Linked DNA regions of Homo sapiens: region 1 is linked to region 2. Evidence: read pairs that join two places in POLR2A ChIA-PET (ENCODE). Cell type or tissue: A673. All regions are shown on one strand.

What was found. Peaks named below come from ENCODE experiments on the same cell type or tissue, not always from the same donor. Only the 100,000 strongest peaks of a DNase experiment are listed, where the experiment ranks them.
Region 1: POLR2A ChIA-PET joins it to region 2 with 5 read pairs; 2 of 35 experiments call an interaction of 5 or more read pairs at or near these places.

Annotation. Positions count from the first base shown.
Region 1 is chr3:128,295,160-128,299,159 of GRCh38, forward strand. The region is part of intron 4 of EEFSEC (eukaryotic elongation factor, selenocysteine-tRNA specific); the gene reads left to right. Among named protein-coding and RNA genes, the nearest start is that of EEFSEC, 140 kb to the left of the region's middle. In A673, no CTCF peak of the experiment used is centred here; a DNase peak (open chromatin) is centred at 2,462.
Region 2 is chr3:128,057,350-128,061,349 of GRCh38, forward strand. SEC61A1 (SEC61 translocon subunit alpha 1) reads left to right here. Exons shown (of 12, transcript NM_013336.4): 6 at 2,753-2,862; 7 at 3,159-3,312. Among named protein-coding and RNA genes, the nearest start is that of SEC61A1, 6.9 kb to the left of the region's middle. In A673, no CTCF peak of the experiment used is centred here; no DNase peak of the experiment used is centred here.

The DNA.
Region 1 (4,000 bases), 240 kb after region 2:
TCCAGGCACCCCCAAAATGTTTTCTACTCAACACTGGCAGCAGTGCGATGTCCCCTCAGCCCTGCCTTTGGTGGTGTCCAACTACAGGAGCTGGATGGCCCTCTGGCTGCCTCTTGGGGCCTGGGAAGCAAAGGAAGCAAGTTCAAATCTGTCACCTGTTTGTAGTTTTCATAATTTTTGATTTGGCATTTTGATCAGTCTGTTTTTGGTCAAGGAAATGCATCCGTATCTCATAACAGGAAACCCCTTTTGTGATCTTTACTTCAAGGCATTTTTCTGTACTTCCCCCTACTTTTTTTTTTTTTTTTTTTTTTTGCTGGCAAATATACAGACCTAGTATGATATGTGTGTCTTATTAAAAGTTCAACATAATTCATTGCCATTGGTTTGTTTACAAAATAAACAATTCCAGGGCCTTCCAACAATTGAGGCTCCTTTTTTTTTTTTTTTTTTAAATCTTCCTTGGGGCTGGAACTGTGGTGAGAAGATGGAGAAGGACCCAAGTTTGGGAGAAGTCACGTGGTTCCATGCCTGCTTCCTGCCAGAGTCCCAAGCAGGTGACCCAGCAGTCAGCTGGGGAGGCAGACACCCCAGCATGGCCTGGACCCTGCTCTCCTCATTTATGTGAGGGTCTCAGTGGGGTGGTGGGAACCCAGGAAATTCTTGAACCTTCCTCAGCCCATTCATCCTCCTGCCCAGAGTCCCCATGGGAAGTATGTGCATAGGCACTAGCAGAAAAGCAAAAAAGGAATGCTTTCCAGCGTGATGTGGTGGGTTTGGTCCCCAGCCCCAGCCTCAGCTCTTGTGACTGAGTGACCTATAGGGCAGCTTTAACCTTTCCCCTGAGAAAGCACATGTTACCATGGTCCAGAAATCACCCGCTCATCCCAGAAGAGATGGAAGGATAGAGAGTGAGAGATTATCCAGGCCCTGGTACTGGGAGCTGAGCTTGCCTGGCTGCCTTTGGTGGGAGAGGGCCCTGGCAGAGCATGAGATTTCATCATCCTGAGCCCACACTAGGATGTCCCGATGTTGGAATACCCTAAAAGCTCTTCTCTTGGAAAACGTAATCCACGTAGGATCTTGAAATATGACCAGCAGGATGGGGCTTCCTGTCCCTGGTATGCAGAAAGGGTGAGTGGAGGCAGGAGGAAGGATGGTGTCTGAGCTGGCCACCCCATGTAGCTAACACAGTCCAATGCCACTCTGTCCTCATCCTGGCCACCCATAAGCCTTTCTTGTCTCCTCTTTCCCTTCCTACCAAGTCCAGCATTTGCAAGCCATCCTGATGCTGGCCCTTGCTTTTCTCTGTAGCCTCAGCTTTTCTCATTCTTCTACTGATAAAGCAAACTGTAGTTCTCCTGTTTTCTCAGCATACTCACCTTCATGGCCATGCACAGACCTGCAGGGCCTGTGTCTCCTCGTCATCCGCACAGGGGTATATCCATGTGGGCACCTCAGGAGGCAGCTCGAAGGTTACCTCCTCACTGACCTTCCTGCCCTCCACGCTACACACATATGCCCCTCCGTCTGTCTCTCTGGCATGTGACTACCACTGTGACCTTGCTGCAGTTATCCATTGGCCTTTGTGCCCCTGAGATGGCCTGAAAGACACGATTTGGATTTGTCCCAGTTGGCATAGGTGTGGCTTACAGTCAGTACTCTGCGTGTGTTGGCCAGAAGGCCCCCAGTGGCAGTCAGGTGGTTGTGATCTTGGAGTGGGGTAGAGGAATTGTAGCCAATGCTATTCCAATGCTAGCCAATACCAAAGCTGCACCTCATGCTCTACATCACACAGGGAGGGACCTCTGGAGTCCCAGAGGTTTGGCAAAGCTCCCTGCAGTCTTTCTGTTAAGAGTAAATAAAGAAGCATGATATCTGAGGTGGTGAGTACCCACTGATGAGTTAGTAGCATAGAGCTGGCCTCCGTCCTCTTGGGAGACCATAGGCACATACCAGGGATGAACAGCATGTAAGAATCAGGGGTGCCAACTTGGGCCTGAGAGGGAGGGGTGGTCAGGGAGATGTGTACAGGGAACACCAACTGAAGGCCCCGGTCCCCCAAGGGAGGACAGCTTGTGAGGGCTCACCGAAGGAACACAGGAGAAGTCTAGCCGAGGATTTATGCTTACCCTTCTCTTGATTACCATCAAGTGTGATGATAACTTTCGGAGAACTGGCTCTACCAGTGCCCCTTTCTTTATTTGTGGATTGAGCCCCTGAACCTCACTGCTGTAGTTTCCTTTGTGGAAGGAGAGATTAAAGAACCTTCCAAACTTCCTGTGGGTCAAGATGCCATCAGGAGGAAAGGAGCTGGTGTGGGAAAGCCCAGCCCAATCCCAGCTATGAGAGCAGTGTCTGGTTGTGGAACTCTGGCACACACCCTTCTGTGGACCCCACGGTCATGCTGAGTTCTGCATTACTCCACATGTCCCAGAGCTTCCTGCCTCATTCTCATGTCTCGGATAGCCTCATGGGAGGGCTCCAGCAGAGCTTTGAGTCTTGTGCAGCCTGCCCTTGATTCTGGGCTCCAGTTGCATGCCTTGTTCCCACTGGCTCTCCCATGCTAAAAATTAGATATTTTTTGAAAAATTGAAAATATCAACATGTTGTTATAAAATTAGGCACTTTTTTGCCTAAGCTACTCTCACCACACTCCTAAATCTTAGGTTCAAACTAGGTAGTTGTCTCAATTTTGCTGAAATAGTCCATTGGCTCCTGGCCAATCCTGCTGACTTCTCCAAGTACTTCCTGGATGCCTCTGGGGCACACATTGCTGCAGTCCAGGAGCTGAAGCCAGTCAGTAGGCCCTGGGACAGCCAAGGAGGGTGCATCACATGTGCCCTCAGGCAGGGAGTGGGAATCCTCCCAGTTTACAGCAATATTTTGCCAGATAAGCTGACACAGGCTTCAAGAAATCACCTTTTCCCCTTGGAACAAATGGGGGCATATGCCTGGATCATCTTCTCTTACTCCCTTGTGCCAGTCTATGACACCACTGTTTTTTGTTTTTTGCTTTTCTGAGACAGGGTCTCTGTCACTCATGCTGGAATACAGTGGCGCCATCAGCCTCAACCTCCCCAGCTCAAGCGATCTTCCTACCTCAGCCTCCTGAGTAGGTGGAACCACAGGCATGCACCACCATGCCCAGCTGATTTTAAAGTTTTTTATAGAGATGGGGTCTGCATGTGTTGCCCAGGCTGGTCTCAAACTCTTGGGCTCAAGCAATCCTTCTGCCTCAGCCTCCCAAAGTGCTAGGATTACAGGCATGAGCCACCACACCTGGCCATTTTTTAAAATAGATACATAATAGTTGTACATATTTGGGGGCACATATGATATTTTGATACATTCATGCAGTGTGTAATGATCAAATTAAGGTAATTGGGGTATCTATCACCTCAAACATTTGTCTTTTCTTTATATTAGGAGCATTCCAGTTCTTCTAGCTACTTTGAACTATACAATACATTATTGTTAACTATATAGTCAGCCTACTGTACGTTAGAACACTAGATCTTATTCCTTCTGTCTAACTCTGTAACAATTAACCAACCTCTCTTTATCCCATCCCCCTGCCCACCAGCCTTTGGTAACCACCAATCCACTCTCTACCTCCATGAGACCCACTTCCCCACATTTGAGTGAGAACATATGGTATTTGTCTTCTGGTGCTTGGCTAATTTCACTTAACATAATGGCCTCTAGTTCCATCCATGATGCTGCAGATGACAAGATTTCATTCTTTTTTATGGCTGAATAGTATTCCATTGAGTACATATAGCACATTTTCTTTATTCATTTATCTCTCAGTGGGTACTTAGGTTGATTCCATATCTTGGCTGTTGTGAATAGTGCTGCAGTAAACATGGAAGTGCAGATATCTGTTTGATATACTGATTTCCTTTCTTTTGGGTATATACCCAGCAGTGGGATTGCTGGGTCATATAGTACTTCTATTTTTACTTTTTTGAGGAACCTCCATACTGTTTTCCATAGG
Region 2 (4,000 bases):
ATGGGCTGGGCAAGGCAGGGGAGAGTGTCTGGAGTGCCCCTGAGGCCATGTAATGGAGGAGAAGGATCAGAGCTTGGAGGTCTTAGCACCCTTGGCCACCATTTCATTATTGCTTAAAAGGAAGTAATGGCTACTTCAGAGCTGTCATAAGGATTAAATAATCACTGTCACAATGCCTGGCACATAGTAGTTATTTGGCAAGTGTTTTATAAAAGAATTTAACTGACTGGGGGGCGGTGGCTCACGCCTGTAACCCCCAGCACTTTGGGAGGCTGAGGCGGGCGGATCATCTGAGGTCAGGAGTTTGAGACCAACCTGGCCAACATGGTGAAACCCCATCTCTACTAAAAAAATACAAAAATTAGCCAGGCGTGGTGACAAGGTGCCTTAATCCCAGCTACTTGAGAGGCAGAGGCAGGAGAATTGTTTGAACCCAGGAGGCAGAGGTTGCAGTGAGCCGAGATAAAGCCATTGCACTCAAACATGGGGGACAGAGCAAGACTTCTCTCAAAAAAAAAAAAGAATTTAACTGAAGAAAAGGTGATCCTGTCAGTCCAGCTGTATAATTTACCAGCTCTGTGATCTGGGGAAAAGTTAGATGATAGCTCTTATGTTTCACTTTCTTCATCTGTAAAAATGGGGATAATAATGGTATTTGCCTCATATCTAATAAGTGTTACTAGTAACAATTACTAGTCATCAAAATTAGCCATATTTAGCCTCTGTTTGCTGAAAAACATTAATTAGGAAATGATATTTACAGTCTCCTATCCAGTCATCTTTTCGCCTACACCAGCATGTTTTACAGGTCTTAAATTAGTATGGTGGATAATTGAATGAGAAATACGTCTATTTTTTTTTTTTTTTTTTTTTTTTTGAGACGGAGTCTCACTCTGTCGCCCAGGCTGGAGTGCAGTGGCGTGATCTTGGTTCACTGCAAGCTCCGCTTCCTGGGTTCAAGCCATTCTCCTGCCTCAGCCTCCCAAGTAGCTGGGACTACAGGTGCCCGCCACCACGCCCAGCTAATTTTTTGTATTTTTAGTAAAGACGGGGTTTCACTGTGTTAGTCAGGATGGTCTCAGTCTCGATCTCCTGACTTCGTGATCCGCCCGCCTCAGGCTCCCAAAGTGCTGGGATTACAGGCGTGAGCCACAGCGCCCAGCCAAGAAATACATCTATTTAAACTTGTCAGTTTTAGATAAAAATTAGGATTCTAAAATACACACATGTGGCTGGGAGCGGTGGCTCATACTTGTATCCCAGCACTTTGGGAGGCCAAGGCAGGATGATTGCTTGAGGCCAGGAGTTCGTGACTAGCCTGGGTAACACAGTGAGAGAGACCCCATCTCTACAAAACAACAACAACAAATTAGCCAAGTGTGGTGATGCACCTGTAGTTCTAGCTACTAGGGAGGCTGAGGTGGGAGGATCACTTAAGCCCAGGAGTTTGAGGCTGCTAGTGCACCACTGCACTCCTGCCCGGGCAACAGAGCCTGTCTCTTAAAACAAAACAAAAAACACTAAGAAAACAAAAAAAGTACAAGCACAAATTGGCTGTTTTCTCTTTGGTCTTCACAATGTTTTGAATGTTTTCCTGCATTAAGAACTAATTGTTGTGGAGCACTTTTTAAAAAGTCAAATAGGGACTGTATTTGATGGCCACTTTGGAGTAAAATTAATTTTACATGACAGATTAAATAGGAAAGCTGAAACTGAAGGTCAGACTGTACTTAGAGGACCCATCTAGTACTGTGGAACTTGTCAAATGTGTCCATTCCCTTGTGCCTAACAGTGAAATAGAGTGAGTTGTAAGAAATGAAGACACCCTACAAAAAGGAAAGCTTTTGCCAGGCGTGGCTCATGTCTGTAATCCCCGCACTTTGGGAGGCTGAGGTGGGTGGATCACGAGGTCAGGAGTTGGAGACCATCCTGGCTAACACAGTGAAACCCTGTCTACACTAAAAATACAAAAAATTAGCTGGCTGTGGTGGCACGTGCCTGTAATCCTAGCTACTCCAGAGGCTGAGGCAGGAAAATCGCTTGAACCTGGGAGGTGGAGGTTGCAGTGAGCCAAGATCATGCCACCGTACTCCAGCCTGGGCGACAGAGACTCCGTCTCAAAAAAAAAAAAAAGGAAAGCTTCTATTAGACCAAAATAGCTTGGTACCTAAGGGAATGGGAAGAGCAGCCAAATCAATGGTACGTGGGGTTTTCCTTTTAAAAGCACATTAAATAAAAACTTGAGAAGGGATCACTTTACCCCAGAGCTAATAATTCTGTCCTCTGGACCCAGACCTGGATGGTGAGCCTAGAGAGGTGGCCCAAATCTGTAGTTCAGCTCTTGAGCCATCGAGACCCCAAGTGCCTGACATTGAGTTTGGGTGCTGCAGGTGTGACATCTCCAGATTGTGTCTCCGGATGCTGTCAGGAGTAGGTTCTACTCCCTGATTTTCTTTGAATAGAACAAATTTTCCAAGTTTCACTTTTACTCCTCCCATGACTAAAAAGCAAGTGAATCTAGGAAAAGGTAAAACTAAAGAAGAAGTGTGCTTTTGTTAAAAGGCTTTTGATTCATCATGTACTTTGCTGATGTGATGGTTTAGCGCGTTCTCAGCCGAGCCCCTTGGAGGTAGTATCACTGCTCTTCATCTTTGTTCTCCCCCGTGCCTGGCGTTGAATTGGTGTTTCTTAATTGTTTCTTTTGTTCTGTGTAGTGACCCACTTGGAAAACACTTCTTTCTTTCAATTCTAGTATTTGGCATGATCATTACTATCGGCCAGTCTATCGTGTATGTGATGACCGGGATGTATGGGGACCCTTCTGAAATGGGTGCTGGAATTTGCCTGCTAATCACCATTCAGGTAATTATTATGCTAACATCTCCCTTTGAGTAGCCCCTCACACTTACCTACAATTCTCACATAACGAATCTCAAGCACACCTAAAAGGAACTCCTACTGAAAGGAAGCAGAAGCCTAAGACTCTGGGTTAGCCCTCTGAATTCAGCAGAGAAAGGCTTTACTGACCGCTCTCTGGGGCTGAGGATGTGATCTCATTCCGTCTTCAGCGTTTATATCAGAGAACCCAATTACTGAAGGACGGAACCATGTCCGTGGGGAGCAGTAACACATAGTCTTGTATTTTTGAATTTTTACAGCTCTTTGTTGCTGGCTTAATTGTCCTACTTTTGGATGAACTCCTGCAAAAAGGATATGGCCTTGGCTCTGGTATTTCTCTCTTCATTGCAACTAACATCTGTGAAACCATCGTATGGAAGGCATTCAGCCCCACTACTGTCAACACTGGCCGAGGTAAGGGCCCTGTGCTCCCCTGGTGGCGACAGCTTTCAGCAAAAACAATTGAGCAATGCAAAGCAGAAGACAAAAATCCCCCCATTCCACAGAAAAATAATGTCAGTTTTAGGTTTATCTCTTCTGGTGTTTGGGTCCATCTGCAAAGTTTTAAAAACACAAATAGGCTTGTAATTATGATGATACCTAACTTGCACTTTTCATATAAAAATATCTCCTGGACGTTTGGCACGTCAGAATACACAATCCTGCCTCACTTTTCTTAGCACAGTATAAGCTTATATTGCAACGATAAAGCAACGTTAAGTCATTTCCAGGTTTTTTTATCGTTAACATTGAAACCATGACTGTCCTCATATGTTCATCTTTGTATATTTTGGCAGCTGCTCTCAGTGAATAAGTTTCTAAAAATGAAATTCCTAAACCAAAGCACTTGGTCATGCAAGGGGCAGCTTTCTGAAAAAGGCCTGAACTTGGAGCTTAGCACCTGCGTTCAAATCCTGGCTGTTCCTGTTAGTCATACATACGTGGCTTTGGGCAGATTCCTGCACCACTGAATCTTGGTTACCAGGATGCAGTGAGAAGCAACATGAAATTACATGATGCCTGGCTCCTGGTAGATGTGTATCAAACATTGGCATGCTGTGCTACATCCACCAAGTGCCGTGGAAATCTTGTAACAGCATGT